Regions from separate parts of the Homo sapiens genome. Here region 1 is linked to region 2. The links are chromatin loops, found by intact Hi-C in ENCODE. Cell type or tissue: endothelial cell of umbilical vein. All regions are shown on one strand. Links, peaks and the distances in the headings refer to the core of each region. The heading gives the core; the rest is flanking DNA.

Evidence for each region. A loop is a pair of places that touch in the nucleus more often than their neighbours do. Peaks named below come from ENCODE experiments on the same cell type or tissue, not always from the same donor. Only the 100,000 strongest peaks of a DNase experiment are listed, where the experiment ranks them.
Region 1: it touches region 2 in a loop (4-fold over the local background); 2 of 110 quality-filtered maps call a loop at or near these places.

What each region holds. Positions count from the first base shown.
Region 1 is chr14:38,306,726-38,315,120 of GRCh38, reverse strand. It overlaps LOC112268136 (a long non-coding RNA gene), which reads right to left. Exons shown (of 5, transcript NR_169588.1): 5 at 3,191-3,334. Among named protein-coding and RNA genes, the nearest start is that of CLEC14A, 55 kb to the right of the region's middle. In endothelial cell of umbilical vein, for the core only: no CTCF peak of the experiment used is centred there; DNase peaks (open chromatin) are centred at 3,320 and 4,490; H3K27ac peaks cover 3,195 bases.
Region 2 is chr14:38,399,195-38,407,589 of GRCh38, reverse strand. No RefSeq gene overlaps it. Among named protein-coding and RNA genes, the nearest start is that of CLEC14A, 150 kb to the right of the region's middle. In endothelial cell of umbilical vein, for the core only: no CTCF peak of the experiment used is centred there; DNase peaks (open chromatin) are centred at 1,589 and 3,349; H3K27ac peaks cover 4,002 bases.

The sequences.
Region 1 (8,395 bases), core at 307-8,306, 93 kb after region 2:
AAAATAAGTTCTTATATTACTGGCATTAGTAGGATCTAGTTAATTTTCTTAAAGATCCATACATAGAAGGGATATTTATTAACAAAAAAGATAGTAGAATTAACTTTAATGAGCAGTTAGTATTATCTAAACATTCTTTTATAAAATAACAAAGAATAGATAATCAAATTTGGTTTAATATTACTATTTCTATAAAAGAGACAACTTGATTCTTCAAAGTAATCACCATAATTAAAGGGAAAAAGCTTTTATTGATTAGTTGAGTTTATTTAAATATTATAAACAGTCATGCAAAAAGGTAAAACTAAAATTCAATATGAGGAATCAACCATCATGCTCAGAAAATAAAGTCAAGGTAATAAATAATCAAGTAAATGTAATTTGAATACCATCATTATGAGAGGTAAAAGACAAAAATATTGTCACCATGTTTGCCATATATTTATCTTTTGTCCTCTCACCTCTTTGTAAACTAAGATTTTCTTCACTACCTCACTGAAGTCTTTGGAGGAAATTCATAAATATGAGAACAATTGACATCTAGATGACTCCCAGAAGTTTATCCTTGCAGCCAAAACTGTCATTACCCTATACAAGAATACCTGCAATCTAAATGGTACTTTCAAAGGAACCAGTAAAGAAAGATAAATTTATTAAAAAGCAATAAGGTTGTACTAAAATGACTCAACTTTAACATTTTCTACTACATCTATCACAGGCAATGAGCAATGGTCTACTTTGTTTTGTAATAACCAACATGTTACAAACTCTGAGGAAATCAATATTTACTTTTATAGAAACAATAACAAGAAAATATGTAGAGCTTTAGGGCCCATTAAAATAACTAAAACAAGAACAAATTGTACACATAGATTTTAAAACTTTATTTTAAGGGTGACTTTTATTATATATCACTGTCATAATCATCATATAATCTTATATTAATCATTATTATGGAACCTAATGTTGCTTTCTCAATTCACCTGTAGTGCGGCAAACCTGATAGGGTTTCTCAGTAATAGAAAGCCTTTTTAGTAAGCAGTCTGATAGACTCTTGCAAAGATAGAGGGTTTATGTTCACTATTCAGTTGAAACTACAGGGTGCAGGGGCCATTAGCAGGGCTCAAGAACATCAGCTAACAAATAAGAGCTGTAGGATTTAGTGAGTCATTCCAGAAGGAGCCACAGATCAATTGAAGTATAAACTGGCCTCACTGCACAAATGCCACCTTCTTCAGGAAGCCAAATAGACATAAATACACAGAATGACATAAAATAGTAAAAAAACTAGGCATCTGAGAAGTCTAATATCCAGAATCTATAAGTAACTTAAATCAACAAGCACAAAACAACCCCATTTAAAAATGGGGGCTAAGGACATGAATAGATATGTCAAAAGAAGACATACAAGCAGTCAAAAAAACATGAAAAAATACTCATCATCACTAATCATCAGAGAATGCAAATCAAAGCCACAATGAGATAACCAAATTATATAAGTCAGAAAATAACAGATACTGGCCAAGTTGTGGAGAAAAAGGAATTCTTATACAGTGTTGGTGGAAATGTAATTTAGTTCAGCCACTTTTGAAAGCAGTTTGGAGGTTTCTCAAAAAACTCAGAGCTACAATTTGACCCAGCAATCCCATTATTGGGTATATAGACAAAGGAAAATAAATCATTCTACCAAAAAGACACATGCACTCATGTTAATTGCTGTGCTATTCACTATAACAAAGACATGGAGTCAGACGTGGAATAAGTGGTGAATTGGATGAAAAAATGTGGTATATATACAACATGATATACTCCGCAACCATAAAAAGGAATGAAATCATGTCTTTTGCAGCAACATGGATGGACCTAGAGATCATAATCCTTATTAATTATAAGTGGTGAGGCAGGCAGATTGCTTGAGGTCAGGAGTTGAAGACCAGTCTGTCCAACATGGTAAAACCCTCTCTCTACTTAAAAAAAAAAAAATACAAAAATTATCCAGGCTAGGTGGTGGGTGCCTGTAATCCTAGCTACTTGGGAGGCTGAGGCATGAGAATGGCTGGAACCCAGGAGGTGGAGGTTGCAGTGAGCTGAGATTGTGCCACTGCACTCCACCCTGGGTGACATAGTGAGACTCTGCCTCAAAAAAAAAAAAAAATCAAGTGGGAACTAAACATTGAGCACCCATCAATACAAAGATGGGAAGAATAGACCCTGGAGACTGCTAGAAGGGGGAGAAAGTGAGGGGGTCCTGGGTTGAAAACTACATATTGAGGATTATGCTCACTACCTGAGTGCAATATACCCATGTAACAAACCTGTACATATGCTCCCTGTATCTAAAAAAAAAAAAAAAAAAAGCCTTTTTTCACCACTCCATCTAAAATAGCCCTTTTGTAGTCATTATCTAGCTCCTTATCCTATTTTGTTTTTTTTTTCCCAGCATTCATCATTGCTGATACTGTGTAGCATATTAGTTGTTTATCATCTATCTCTCCTTCTAGAATGTAAGCTCCCTGAGGATTGGATTATTGTTTAATTTGCTCATGGTCCCACAAGCTGAAACAATAACTGAAAAATTGGTAACTTTCCATAAATATTTGTGAAATGGTTGAAATCCAAGGGAGGTAGACTATCTGCCAATGGATGAAAAAATGAAATCCTCAGTAAAGGCTTTCCTCGAAGACATTTGTGGTACTGAACACCATTTACTCACATACTGCTAAAAGCATGTGAAAAATAATAAAATTTCCGTGAACCCCATTTTCTTTATGTGGAGTAGGTCCAAAAAACCTATAAAGCTTTCTTATGAAAAACAATTGTACTTCAAATTCTGTACATACAGAGTCCAGATATTTTTTGTCTCCTTCTACTGCACTGATTATAAAAAGACCACAACCATCAAGGTTGAAAGAACTAGAAACACACAATCAGAGATATATAAGCAGAATATTCTAAGCAATTAGAATATAGTTATAGTCCATTGCTCCAAAAAGTGAATTAAAAAACAAATTCGGAAATATTCCGGGGATAATTAGCATCAGGGAAATTGAGCTGAATTTAGAAATAAAACATTTATAATACATGAGATTATTTTAATATGTTCATGAAATTTTCTCCATTTATGATTGTGTTAGTGTTATTTATCTTGGCAAAGGAAAGATTTTGAATACTGAAGCAGTAAAAGCAGGAAGCCACAGAAAGCTGTTTACTCCATTACTTAAGTTTTCAGTGGGTTTACACAGTGTTTGGGAGACAAGCAAGCTTCAGAGATTTATTTCATGGGGTCTGGAATTGCAGAGAGAACACACTAAGGAGAACAGTTGAATCTCACATCCTGTGTGGGAGGGAAAAAAAGGCATTTACCTAAAGTAGACATTGCACCAAATACTGAAAGGTTATCTGATAGCAACTGAGGCAAAAAAAAAAAAAAAAAAAAGAAGGTATTCTTGCATTGAAGCAGTTATGGTTTTGAGAGCAATTTGAATTAAAAAACAAAAATGTCTATATTTTCTTTCTGTGAAGTGCCACTAGTGATGTTTTTGTTTTTCTTTCCTATTAGTTGAGCAGTCCTAAAGCACTAGTTGTTAGGGAGAACTTGGTAATAATTGTATTCCCTCAATTTTTATTTAAAACGGCAAATCATTTGTAATATATCATTTTAAAAACAACAACTATGATACACCTTTTAAAGTATAAGATGACCTCAGTTCCTGAGAAAAGGAGTGTTTTTTTGTCAGTACTCAAATATCCTTAATGGCATAAATTGCAGGCTCTGACATGATGACCCATTTTTAAATTGAATATAAATGACAAGCTAGTGTAAGGAATGTAAATTCCCATCGAATCAGCATTACTCTGTTCTGTTTACTTATGCCTTTTAGCATTATGCTTTAAAAACACTGATATCTTTATCTTTTTTTAGTTCCATTTAATTTATTCAGCAATGTGCCCTTTTGTTATGTGTAAGAAATCCTCATTTCTTCTCCTTATCCTATTTGCTTTGCTGTCTTATTCAGTGTTCATGAAACAGCCTTGTTTGTAAAGGAGGTAACCCAAACTGATGTTTGACATGCAGTAGGCAGTTTCTGAGTTCAAATGTTTAACACTTGCTTCTAACATTTTTGCCTTAATAATATTCCCAACTGTATACCAAAATGAGCCTTATATTTAATGTCTAAGGGAAATGGGAAAACCATACTGTGGTATAGCAATATTATGACAAGGCATTATTATTAAAAGGCATTATTCTTAGAGTTCTAACTAGAGAGCACTAAGATCTGCCCATTTTCATACCCAGTGCTTGAGAAGCACTTTGCATTCTTAAAGAACATAACAATGAAACTCGTGCTTTGATTTTGCTCCTTGTCTAATTTTTCAGCCCATTCTAGCTGATTTTAGCATATTGTTTTGTATTTTAGAAGAGTTATTTTTAGTTCAGTCTTCCATTTGACTTCATACATCATTTTTTTCTTCTCTTTTCATTTCCCTGATTTGAAACTTGATCTATTCAAAGGAGGAAATGAAGAAGAATGGTCTTCCAGGTTATTTCCTGAAGATAAAATTCAGCGTCAATTCAAGGAAAGTAAAACTGAGTTTTAATACCCAATTAAGGATTTTGAAAAACACAGCAACTTGAGAACTTGATTTATCAAGCCATTTTACGATGCTTTATTATTCTTCAAGACTAGGTATCTGGTTACTTGCTAATGCTGTGTGGTCTTTGGATCACTGAATGACTTTTGCATTTTATCGTCTGAAGGCTTTGAGAATTATAATTTTTCTACATCACTAACACTTCACATTAAGAGAAACAGCACTATTTATTTTGCTGCTAGGTTTCAAAAAGTATATTTCTTGCATTTTAACCAGGCTAGACACACTTCAAGATGCCATGCAGCTAAGCCCAGGATAGCAGGGCACTGTTCTTTTTCTTTCTTCCTCCCCATCCTCAGCTCTCCCTCATTCCCAACTCTGCCTCTCATTTCCTCAGCAACCTCCTCCACATTCTCACAAAGCAGAGATTAGATAAATAGGACTGTGATACTGCTGTGATACTGGTAAGAGTTCATAACTTCTCGCTGTTGACAACCACATTGCTTAGCCCGCCCACACAATGACACTGGCTTCCTAAGTTCTTGGCTCTGTGGGGTGGGAGAGAGTGTAGGGGGTTTTTTTGTTTGTTTGTTTGTTTGTTTGTTTGTTTGTTTGTTTTGCTTTGTCACCCAGGCTAGTGTGAAGGGTTTTGCTCTGTCATCCAGGGTTTCTCTCTGTCATCCAGGCTGGCATGAAGTGGAATGCAACCTTGGCTTCCTGGGCTCAAGCCGTCCTCCCACCTCAGCCTTCTGAGTAGCTGGGACTACAGGCAGAGACCCCACCATGCCTGGCGTACCTTTTTCTTGTTAGAGATGGGTTCTCACTATGTTGCCTAGGCTGGTCTCTAACTCTTGGGCTCAAGCAATCTGCTGGCCTTGGCCCCCCAAAGTGCTGTGATTACAGGCATGAGCCACGGCACCCAGGAAGGGTAGGTTCTTAAGGGAAAATATTTCCTCCATGTGTGGCAGAAAGTATTCTAGTAAGAGAAGCAGCAGGAAGGGCTATGAGGCAACAGATGAAACACAAAATTAAATGCATAGAAGGATGGAGAAGATGCAGAATGCAGAAAGAAACACGCTGGGGAGCTCATCGGTCTTACGTGGTTCAGAAACATATTTGTCTCCTATCCTTCCCCCAAATCGACAACTCTTGGTCAAAAGAGGGTCAACGAAGATAATTTTTTAAAATAAAATTTCCTTTTCTAGCCTTGGGAACTATTTTCAACATGATTTCAGGGTCAAAATATTAGAATTATTGAAAATTTTAAGTAAATGGTTTATTTTTGTTTTATTATAAAAAATATTGGGTTAAGACAAGTTAGAAATTTTTGAACATTACTAAAGCATGAAATTATACTTCAATATGTCTTAGACATTTTGAAATTGGTGCTTTTGAAGTTTAACCTAGAGATTGAGGTCCCATTAGGCAAAATAAAAGTCCAGTGCTATTTTATCTTGCAAGTGTAAAATTGTTGTACAATTGAAAAAGGACTGGGCTGTATTTCCTCTACTTACTAAAAAGATACAAGTCAAATTACTATATCAGATCCTGAACAATAGAATTTTTGTTTTATTTTTCTCTCTTGCTAGGGGCTGGGAAAAGTAATTCCTTCAACTATTCTTGCATCAATCATTGCTGTTCAATAATGCTTGCAGAGTGAATGACAAAATATGTAAATGATTACTTTCACACCTGAAACATTCTGTCCCTTGTCTCATAGAAAATCATCTGCTTAATAAATTTTTAATTTTTTTTTAGTTTATTAATATTTTAATTAATAAATTTATAAGAAGCTGTTTTTGTAAAACCTGGCTAGCTGATTCTAAAATATATAATACAAATGAAGTAGAATAACTATAATAATCTTAAGGAATAACAAAGTTGGATACTTATAGTACCAGATATTGTGCCAGGTGCCATAAAGCTACAGTAACCAGGACAGAATGTAGGTGCAACAATAGACAAATGGGTCCATGGAACAGAGTAGAGTCCAGAAACAGATCCAAACATATAGAACCTTTTGATTTATGACAAAGACAACAGCGAAATTCAGTGGAGGAAATGATAGTCTTTTCAGTAAGTATACTGAATAAACTGGAATATCTGTATAGAGAAAACTAACCTTGAACCCTACCTTAGCATATATACTAAATTGCTTTGAAATGTATCATACACTTAGATATGAAAGTTAACATAACACAGCCTCTCTTTTTCTTAGCTTGGTTAGGGGCTTATTCATTTCGTATATCTTTCCCAAAGCCAGCTTTTAGTTTTGTTGATTTGGTCGATTGATTTACTGTTTTCAATTTCATTGATTTCTGCTCTATTTTTTAATCACATATTTTCTTCTGTTTACATTGGTGTAATTTGTTCTTTCTCGCTTCCTAAGGCAGAGGCTTATATTATTATCTCTAGATTCTTCTCCTTTTGTAATATCTGCACTCAATGCTACATCCCACAAATTTTGATAAATTGTATTTTCATTTCAATTTAGTTAAAAGTATTTTTAAATTTCTATTCTTCTTTGGTCTATGTGTTATTTAGGAGTGTTTTGTTTACCCTCCAAATACTTTGCAATTTTCCTTATCTTTCTGTTATTGATTTCTAGTATATATTTTACTGTAGCCTGAGATAATACATTATATAATTTCTATTCTTTTAAATTTCTTAAGGTATGTTTCATGACCCAGAATATGGACTATCTTGGTGGATGTTCCATGTAAGCTTGAGAAGAATGTGTATTCTGCTGTTGATATATTAAGGAGTTTATAGATGTCCAGCAGATTCATGATGCTGTTGATTTCAACTATGTCCTTAGGGATTTTTCTGACTCCTGGGTCTGTCCATTTCTGATAGAGGAGTGTTAAAATTTCCAACTATAAGAGTGCATTCATCTATTTTTCCCTGCAATTCTATCAGTTTTTGCCTCACATATTTTGACAGTCTGTTGTTAGGTATATACACTTTAAGGAGTGTTGTCTTCTTGGAAAACTGACCACTTATTATTATGTAATGCCCTTTTTTATCTCTGATAATTTCCTTGCTCATAAGTCTTCTCTGTCTGAAATTAATATAACTACTCCTGTTTTCTTCTTTTGATTAGTGTTAGTATGACATCTCTTTATTCATTTACTTTTAATCCATATATGTCTTTATATTTAAAGTGGATTTCTCGTAAACAACATAGAGTTGGGTCTTGTTTTCTGATCCACACTGACAATCTTGTCTTTTTTAAATTAATTTTATTTTAGGTTCAGGGGTACATGTGCAGGTTTGTTATACAGGTAAATTGCATTTTGCAGCGGTTTGATGTATAGATTGTTTCATCATCAAGGTAATAAGCATAGTACGCAATTCATAGTTTTTCAATCCTTACCCTCCTCCCTCCCTTCACCCTGAAGTAGGCCCCAGTGTTGATTACCCTCTTCTTTGTGTCCATGTGTACACAATGTTTAGCTCCCACTTATAAGTGAGAACGTGCACTATTTCATTTTCTGTTCCTGTGTTAGTTTGCTTAGGATAACAGCCTCCAGCTTCATTCATGTTGCTGTGAAGGACATGATCTCATATTTTTAATGACTGCATAGCATTCCATGGTGTATATATACCATGTTTTCTTTATTCAGTCTACCATTGATGGGAATTTAGGTTGATTCCATATCTTTGCTATTGTGAATAGTGCTGCAATAACATATGTGTGCATGTGTCTTTGTGGTAGAATGATTTATATTCCTTTGGGTATACACCCAGTAATGGGATTGCTGGATTGAATGGTAGTTGTAAGTTCTTTGAGAAATCTCCA
Region 2 (8,395 bases), core at 168-8,167:
CAGAGAGAGATTCTGTCTCAAAAAAAAAAAAAGAATGTGAACAGAAGACATGAGAATTAGGCCAGAGTAAATAGGAAAGAGACCATTCTTGATCTGTGGGCTTCCTTGGGCCCCAGCAGGCAGTGGAATTAAGGCAAGTGTCCTATAGCTTAGGAGCCTGCCCTAGCCACTATCAAGAAAGGGTGCCAATTTGCCCATTACTCAACACCTACAATGAATCTTGCTTCCGATGGGCCTCAGGGTCATGGGATTGGCCTTCTGTAGGGATTGGTACCTGGCAGATAATCTGCCTGTAGCAGGACTGACACTCTTGCCTGTGACATCTTCTGAATATAATAAGATCCTGGGCCATAAGTCACCCACAATAAGATTTCGAATTGTCAGCAGAGTGAAGTTCAGTGTTTGCCTGAGATCTGGTCCTGAAATGTAGTCTATCTGAAAGGTAGTCATAGCTCCCTCAAGAGGGTTGGGAGAGATTCATAAATTTTCATTCTGTTGTTCCCTGACGTTATTCCACACATGTAAATTTTTAAAGCATACTCTGTTAATAGAACAGGAAGGAGATAAAAGTGAAACTCAGAAAAGTGGATGGCAAGAATTCTGCGAAAATTTAATTATTGCCATCCACAAAAGTAATAGGTAATTCTTGAATTTTAAAAATTAAATGGTTACTTGATTTCACATATATGTCTGTGTTAGGAGATGAGACAGACCAGGAATCTGAAAAAAATAATTCTAATCTGCATGTGCATATGCATGTGTCTTTGTGTAATAATTTATAATGTGCAGACACCAAGTCTCATAGAATTCTATCTCTATGCAATAGGAGGAAGAAACTGAGACCATTTTTATTTTAACATTCATTCTTCATTATTTCCCTAGGGCATTTTTTATTTCAGATGGTTCATTCTTTTCAAAGCCCATAAGTCTCCTTAGAAAAAATGTTCACCTTGGGAAAGTAGAGACTCCACACTGAATCTTGTGCGGCTCTTTTCCTGGCCATGGAATATTTAAAATGAGCGCAGAGGAGGGATGAGTGTTTTGCATTTTATTGCCTTATGCTCTGCATTTCAAGGATAATCCAAATATCTAAAATGTGTTTGCAGTAAAGCACCCCTTCCTGCTTGCAGTGTCCTTGAATACCACTGAATGTGTCATCACTCTTCTAATATCAGTAGCTGAGAATAAATCTAACCACCATGAGGCTGTAAAACATAAGTGTTCCCCATAGTAATACTAAGATAAATGCAGAGTCATATCAGTAATACTGCCCTGGAGGTAGAACTTTCTGCTGGAGCTTATCATGTGTTTAATGAAAGATGCAATCAGACAAATTAAACGCCATATATTTTATTCATATTCATGCAACTGTTCTTTTAATCATGCCCTTCCATGAAAGGCCAAGTTGAACCACTTCTGTTTCTAGTCTACTCCACTCACCCTGCCCAACCCTCCTCTTATAAACAAGAACACAGGCAGCCCCCTGGGAAAGGGCTAAGACAAATGGAGCACAGCTGCTGCTCTGGAGAAGGGGGAAATTGACTGTTGTTGTATCAGATCACCACTAGTCTTATTTTTCTCAGTCAGCCATAAGCATCCTGTGTCTCTTTAATCTAGAGGCAGCTCAGAGGCCTGGGGAGGGAGAATGCAGGGCAGACAGGGCTTGGCACACAGACAGGCTGGCCCTATTGTCAGCAAAAGGGAGGTCTAAATTTCCAAAAAGATCTTTAGCAGAAAACAAATAGAACACAAGCATCAGTAGATTTACTTACAGAGTACAGCTCATTAAGTCTCCTCTACCCAGCTAATTATAGTCTAGCTTTGCCCCTTCCCTCACTTCATTCAGATTGGGAAGGTATGGGAAATAAACTGAATTCATTTGGCACCTCATTACTGAGTATGGTTCTCTCTGGGTATAGGTGTTTTGTTCTAAGTGTGTTTCTCTTGACGACAGTGTGTAGTTAGAATTGGCTTTGTGGCTCAATAGGAGTCTGTTTCTTTTCATAGGAAAATTCAGACCTTTATTGACATGACAGAAATGTTTGCTTTTAGTTCCATCACCATATTTTATGTTATGACTTCTGTTTTTGTTATGTCAAAAATATTTTAGTGTGTATTTTTTCCTAATGATTAACTTTGTCCAATAAACTGAATCCTCTCTTTTTTAAAGTACGTATACTGACTCCCTATTATGAGCTAGAGGTGAATTTAAGACATGTCCATTTTAACCCTCCTCACTCCTTCGCCTCTACTACCTAAATTTAAGTTAATTATGCTTTTTTAGTGTTTATCTTTACATTTCACAGCTTTATTTCTTGCTTTTCCATTTTAAATGTCTTTGGATCCCTTGGCTACGAGAGATCAGCCTGTTTACAAAATCTGCCCTTACCGCTCCCTTCTTTGCCAAAAATTATGATTATAATCATTTCTATATGGTGGGGGATGAAGACATTTACATTCTGGTCTACAATAAAAAATTACTATTTTTATTTCAAATCCTAAAGTTAAATGGATTTAATGATCACACCCATGCCTTTTACCTTGGAAAGCTAAAGCTTGTTCTCTTCCACTTTTTAAGGAACTGAGGAAATGTATATTCATTGCATGTTTTTAAAAGTTTGTCTTCGGATTTTATACATGATCTGTATTTTGTGGCTGGGTACGTAAATCTCAGTTTACACTCATTCTTTGAAAACTTTATAGTCATTGCTTTGCTATTTTGGGAACTGTTAGCAAATTCTTTTAAGTATCAGGATACACTTATCCAGCAATTGACCCAGAAATTCCACCCCTAGATATTTGGCCAGGAAAAATACCAACATATTCCCATAGAAATATTTGAATATGAGTGTTCATAAAAGCTATATTCACAACAGCCAAAGGCTGGTGATAATTCAAATTCATATCAGAAGGAAAATGGATGAATAGGTCATGGTGTATTTATACAATAGAATATTACTGAGCAATTAAAAGAAACCACTGACACACATGTCAACATGAATGAATTTTGTAGACAGCATATGGAGCAAGAGAAGGCAGATATAACAGTGGTCAAACATAGGTTTTGATATTTTCCTGCAGGAAGAATACTGCACTAAGCCCTAGTGTGTAACCAGCTAGAAATGTAACTTGTGAAACTCAAGCCTTTCTAGGCTTTGACTTTGCATCTAAAAAAGGAGAAGTTTAGATGAAATTATTTCCAGCTTTCTTAGGGTTCTAAAATCCAGAGACATTAGTCATTTATAGTCTGCAGTAACACAGCTAAGAACTTTGAAATTCACATAAAAGAACATTAATCAAGCGTTCCATCCCTTAAAGTGTATGAGTTGTAATCTCTAATAACCTTCCAGTTTTAACACAATGGTTTCTAAAACATTGTGAGGAATTGCTACATACCCTAAAAATGAAGAATGCAGGCCTGAGTGAATAAGATCAAGTTATATCAGATTTACTAATCTATTTCATTACTCATTGCTTATATATCATTTCCTCTTCTCTACTAATGGTCAAGTTTTTCTTATTAATTCATCAAGTATGTATTGAATGTCTATCTTAGAACTGTATGCAGGTCCATAAATTTGTTTTATTATTGGTTAGGGAATTGACTATTATGTTTGGGTGTTTTTCTTTCCTTAATACAATAAAACAAATTGAAAGGTTTCATTCTCTCTTTAAAAATTAACTTAAAGTAACTTCTGATTAATATGTTTTCTCCACTTGCTGAGGTTTTCTTTTCTCCAGTGAGGTCTCTGTTCATAAACAAAATTGGGACTCACGAAAGATGTAGCTCTTCAAGGAAAGAAAAGAGAGTAGCAACTATCCCTAACAATTTTAATTATTTCTAGGCCTTAAAAAAGTACTATTTAAAGCTCTAATTTAGGTATAATTTACGGCTACTTAGAAAAGTACATTTGTTTGATTCCAATAGTATTCCAGTGTAGTCTAGTTGGTCTAAAAAATCCTAGATTTTAGTGCTGCTGCCATTCTCTAAAAAACTTAGATATATAGTTGAATTTTGTTTTTTTTTTTTCACTGCTAGTTAGACAACAGCAATCCCAACATTCTATGTTTGTCAGACTCTAGAAACTAAACCTCACATAAGGCAAGAAATAGAAATCACCATCCCAAATCTCAAGCTAGTCCAACAGAGAAGTTTATAAATGATTTTAACTCTGATCATGAGGGCATTGTTTATTAACCTGTCTAGGACCTGTTTAAGGGTTATAGGAGGGTCCTCTTTATTCCCAGTGAAGGCAATTGTGAGGTAAAATGAGAGTATCAGAGTTCTCCATTCCTGGAGTGGACTAATTTTTCAGAGCTGATCTCTAAATCCTTTACAAAATATTCAAAAGCCTTTTGGTGGGAGCCTTTTTGTCTAACAAAAGTACACGCTGTGACATTTGGGCATCTGCTCTGCAGCTTTGGCTACAGCTAGGGGTGACTTACTATACTCATGTGAAATTTCATCCGCACCTGCTGGATGTCCTGTAACAGGTGGCTGTTTCCTATGGATGGAGACCTTATCTTATACTCGGCATTTCCTATAGATCCTACCCAGTGGCTTGTATACCACAGGTAGCCATTAATTACTTGGTTAACCGACATTTCCTGCTAACTACTGTGTTTCCTGTAAACATAAACTTTAATTAACCCCTTTCTTAAAGATTTTTCTCAAAATAAAGAAAATATTATAAGTACCTTTCTGGGAAATATTTAAGTAAGAATATAGAATTTCATGTCTGAAATAATTAGTGTTAAGCCCTACTTGGATTGAAGACAATAACAGTAAAATAATTGCATGTTTGTTTCCAATCCTTCATTCCTTCCCATATTCTTGCCCTTTGCCCCATGACTTGGAGATTCCTTCAATGAGGGGTGGGGGATATATCCCCATCCCACTGAAGTCGTGGGAACAGTGTTTTATGACAATAACCGACTTATTCAGGCAAGGACACAGAAAATAAGACTGTCTTCCTGAAGATGATAACAGAAATCCTTCTCAGGTATAGTTCACAGATCAAGCAGATGAAGAGATTTTTAGTAGGTGATAAAGGCATTTTCACACTGCCATCGTGTTAAGTATTCATTTTCATTAAAGAGCAAGTGGTTACTTGACACCTTCTGAGATCTCCTAGTTGTTTAGTACATTTGAAAACATTGAAAAAGCATCTGTGCTCGTGTTTAAGATATATGCATTCTATTGTATCTCCCAATGAAGATAAAAAGCCACATGGTCCACCTTTGTAGACTACAAAAGCATGTCCCAGGCTCAGAGAAATCCTCATGAGTCATCTGACCATTCCAGTTGCAGGGCAGACACAATCTTCAAAGAAGACACATGTAAGTGCAACAAATAATACCTGAAAGGACTTTCCTATCATTTGGACACTCTAGGATAATATGTGTATGAGAGAGAGAAAGGAAGGGTATAGATAGGCTGACTTTTAACAAGAGGATGTACACAATATTTAGCACAGTTTAAGGAACAGTCCTGGAGAATGCTGGTGGCAGAGGCAAAAAGGAATATAGAACAAATTGAAAAGCAACCATTGACAATCAATAATATGTAGACAAAAAAGAAAGAAAAGTATCTGACTTCCAGGCCAGGGTAGAGACAGCCCATGAGCTTTCATTCTCTCAAGACCGAAGGCAAAACAACTTATCTGTGCAGAAGGAAAACATAAAAAAGGTCAAAATGTGCTCTATGGTCATTTAGAGAATAAGTGAAAAAAGAACAGGATGGAGCATTACAGAGACAAAGACTTAGAGAACCACAAAGAAGGTACATTGATGGGGAGGGAGGGAAAGACAGGATGTAAGTTGTGTTCTCCGTTTAGCAACAAGGACAGACAGTAGTGTTTATAAAGCAGTGTTTACAAAGGCAGGGAAGACCATACAGTTCTGCAGGCCAGGAAAAAAGAGCAAAGGGCTTAGTGGACTGAGGTGAGGAGTGATGGAAGAAAGCAGCAAGATGCAAATAGCTATTCAAAGCTAGTAAGAATGCAGAATAAATATGAATGAAAAAGGCAAAAAGCAAAAACACAACACAGAACTTTGTTATTAATAGAAACAATAAAATATTAACAATTGTGGCAAGTTTGATCTTTTTTCCCCTAGAAATAAGTTAAGTTATTAGATCTTTAGGGAACATATATGATACTCTCTCCAAGTGATAATTGACTTTGGTTTTTTTTCACATTATCTTTTAAAATGCAATAATTGTCACAAGCAAAAGAATTTGTGTGTCTACACATGCATATCACTGATATGTGAATTATGAAGTACACTAATAAAATGAATATCCAAAGGTACACCACCCAGACCTAAGTACCAGAATGTGACAAGAATTATGTATCTACCAGTGTGCTGTACTCTTTTCCCTTCTCTCTGACTCCCTCTCACACATAGCCTTTGTCTTAGATTTTCACATTACTTTTCTGTGCAACATGTTCCCAATGAGATTTTTACCAAGTTCTAGGATTTCTCTATCAAGTTGAGTTGGTTACATTCTAAAACTTGCTTTTCTTGTTAAACTTATCAGAGAAGAATAAAATCCAAGAGTTAATTCAATATTTTCACATTTCTTAACCAGCCCCTTTCCCGTGGTCTAACTCCCCTCCCTGCTCTGTCCCCTGGAATGTCAGCATGGTTATTGGCTTGGCTCCTCTACTGACCTTAACACAAACTGAGTCCACTTTCCAGGTGGTCTATTTGCTAATGTGGGAACGCTGCAGGTAAGATTTCATCCCTGTATTACCCAGGGAGTTAAGATATTTCATAATCAAAGCAAGATCGAGGCTGTTAAATGGGGTATATAATTTAAAAAAGAATGTTTTGTTACTTCCTGCAACACATTTACAATCATGCGTATAAGTACAAACAAATCCATAGCTTCTTTGGTTTGTGCCTGCTGCATCCACATGTACTTTGTAAGATTTACAGATACTTGCATTTAAAGCCATCACTATTTCTAATTTCTTGGACTTAAGTTGTTTTTAAATATTAAATGACTAGCAAAACAGTCCCAGTATAGAGCTAGGAAAGAACTTCCTTAAAAACTTATGTAAAGAAAAAAAGAAAATTTGAAAAGAAAGAGAGAGAAAGTGAGCGCACAAGAGAGCCTGTGTTATATTTCATAGTAAATTGTTCTGCTTCTCAATTCAGTTGATTCTTATGATGCTACCTACTTTGTGCAATGTCAAGGTTTCCAATTTGTCTGACTCATTCTTCTTAAGCAAAATAAAATTGTGTCTCCTTTCTCCATTTTCTTGTAAAACATTTTATGTTTATATTTTTCTCAGTGCTTCACAACTGATCAAATGATCCCATCTATATTTAAAGCAGAAATAAAATTTTATATGATATATAAAAGTACATAATAATTATAAAATATTAATTTTACAATGCAATGTTGTTTTTAAAAAAGTGATATTAAATCTCTAAAAGACACAACAGGTATCCCCCATACTTACCTATTAATTATTGCCCATGACACTATGCCAACCTCGTTTTCAGCTCAGAACAGAGAATGTGCGTAACAAATAACTACAATTAGTGTTTTCCTTAGAAAGGGTCAAATTACATAATGACTATGAAGATGTTTAGAAATGCTAAAATTATAATTATTCTTTTATATGCATAATAGAAATAAAATGCACCAAAATGCACTGCTCTGACTAAATATTTTTTTGGAAATTCCACAGATGACTATTCTAGTCAACTCTTAAATGTTAACTCAGCATATTTTTCGTCCTGCATCATTAGAAATAATCTTACTGAAAAAAAGATGCTCTCAGTGATAAGAAACTTTCAAGTCTTTTAAAAACGTTTTATGGAAACACAGTTGGTGAAACTTTGTTAGTGAAAATGTAGTAAATGTGAAATAGACTGTGAAATATGCAGTGAATAGGGCTAGATATCCCACAGCTATCACAATGTCGCAAACAGAACAACATTTTCTAACAACTCCCAGAACTTAGAATGCCTCACAGTACTGCCTCGCTGAATGTGGCACAGGTTCTGATTCTCATGGCTATATTTCAGCTGATTTTTAAAAATCAAAACTGCTTCCTCAAATGTGTCTGTTTCAACCACTGCCAAGGTAGTAATTTCTCATCTTTGCCTCTAAGATGTTCTTAACAGACAGCTATGTTCCCTCCTCACCTCCTGAAATTTCCCATGGCTTCTACGAATCTCTTATTTCATCAGATTGCAGAATTTTCAAGTCATTGTTATTTTAAAAATGTGTTCAATTACTTTCTTTCTCAATGATGCTCCATATCATCCAACAGTAACCTAAAGTATCTTAAACTTTACAAAAGGCAATTACAGAATACATTAAGTTATACAATCAATAAAATACCAAAAAATCGGCTCTTGATCTTATATTTGAGCT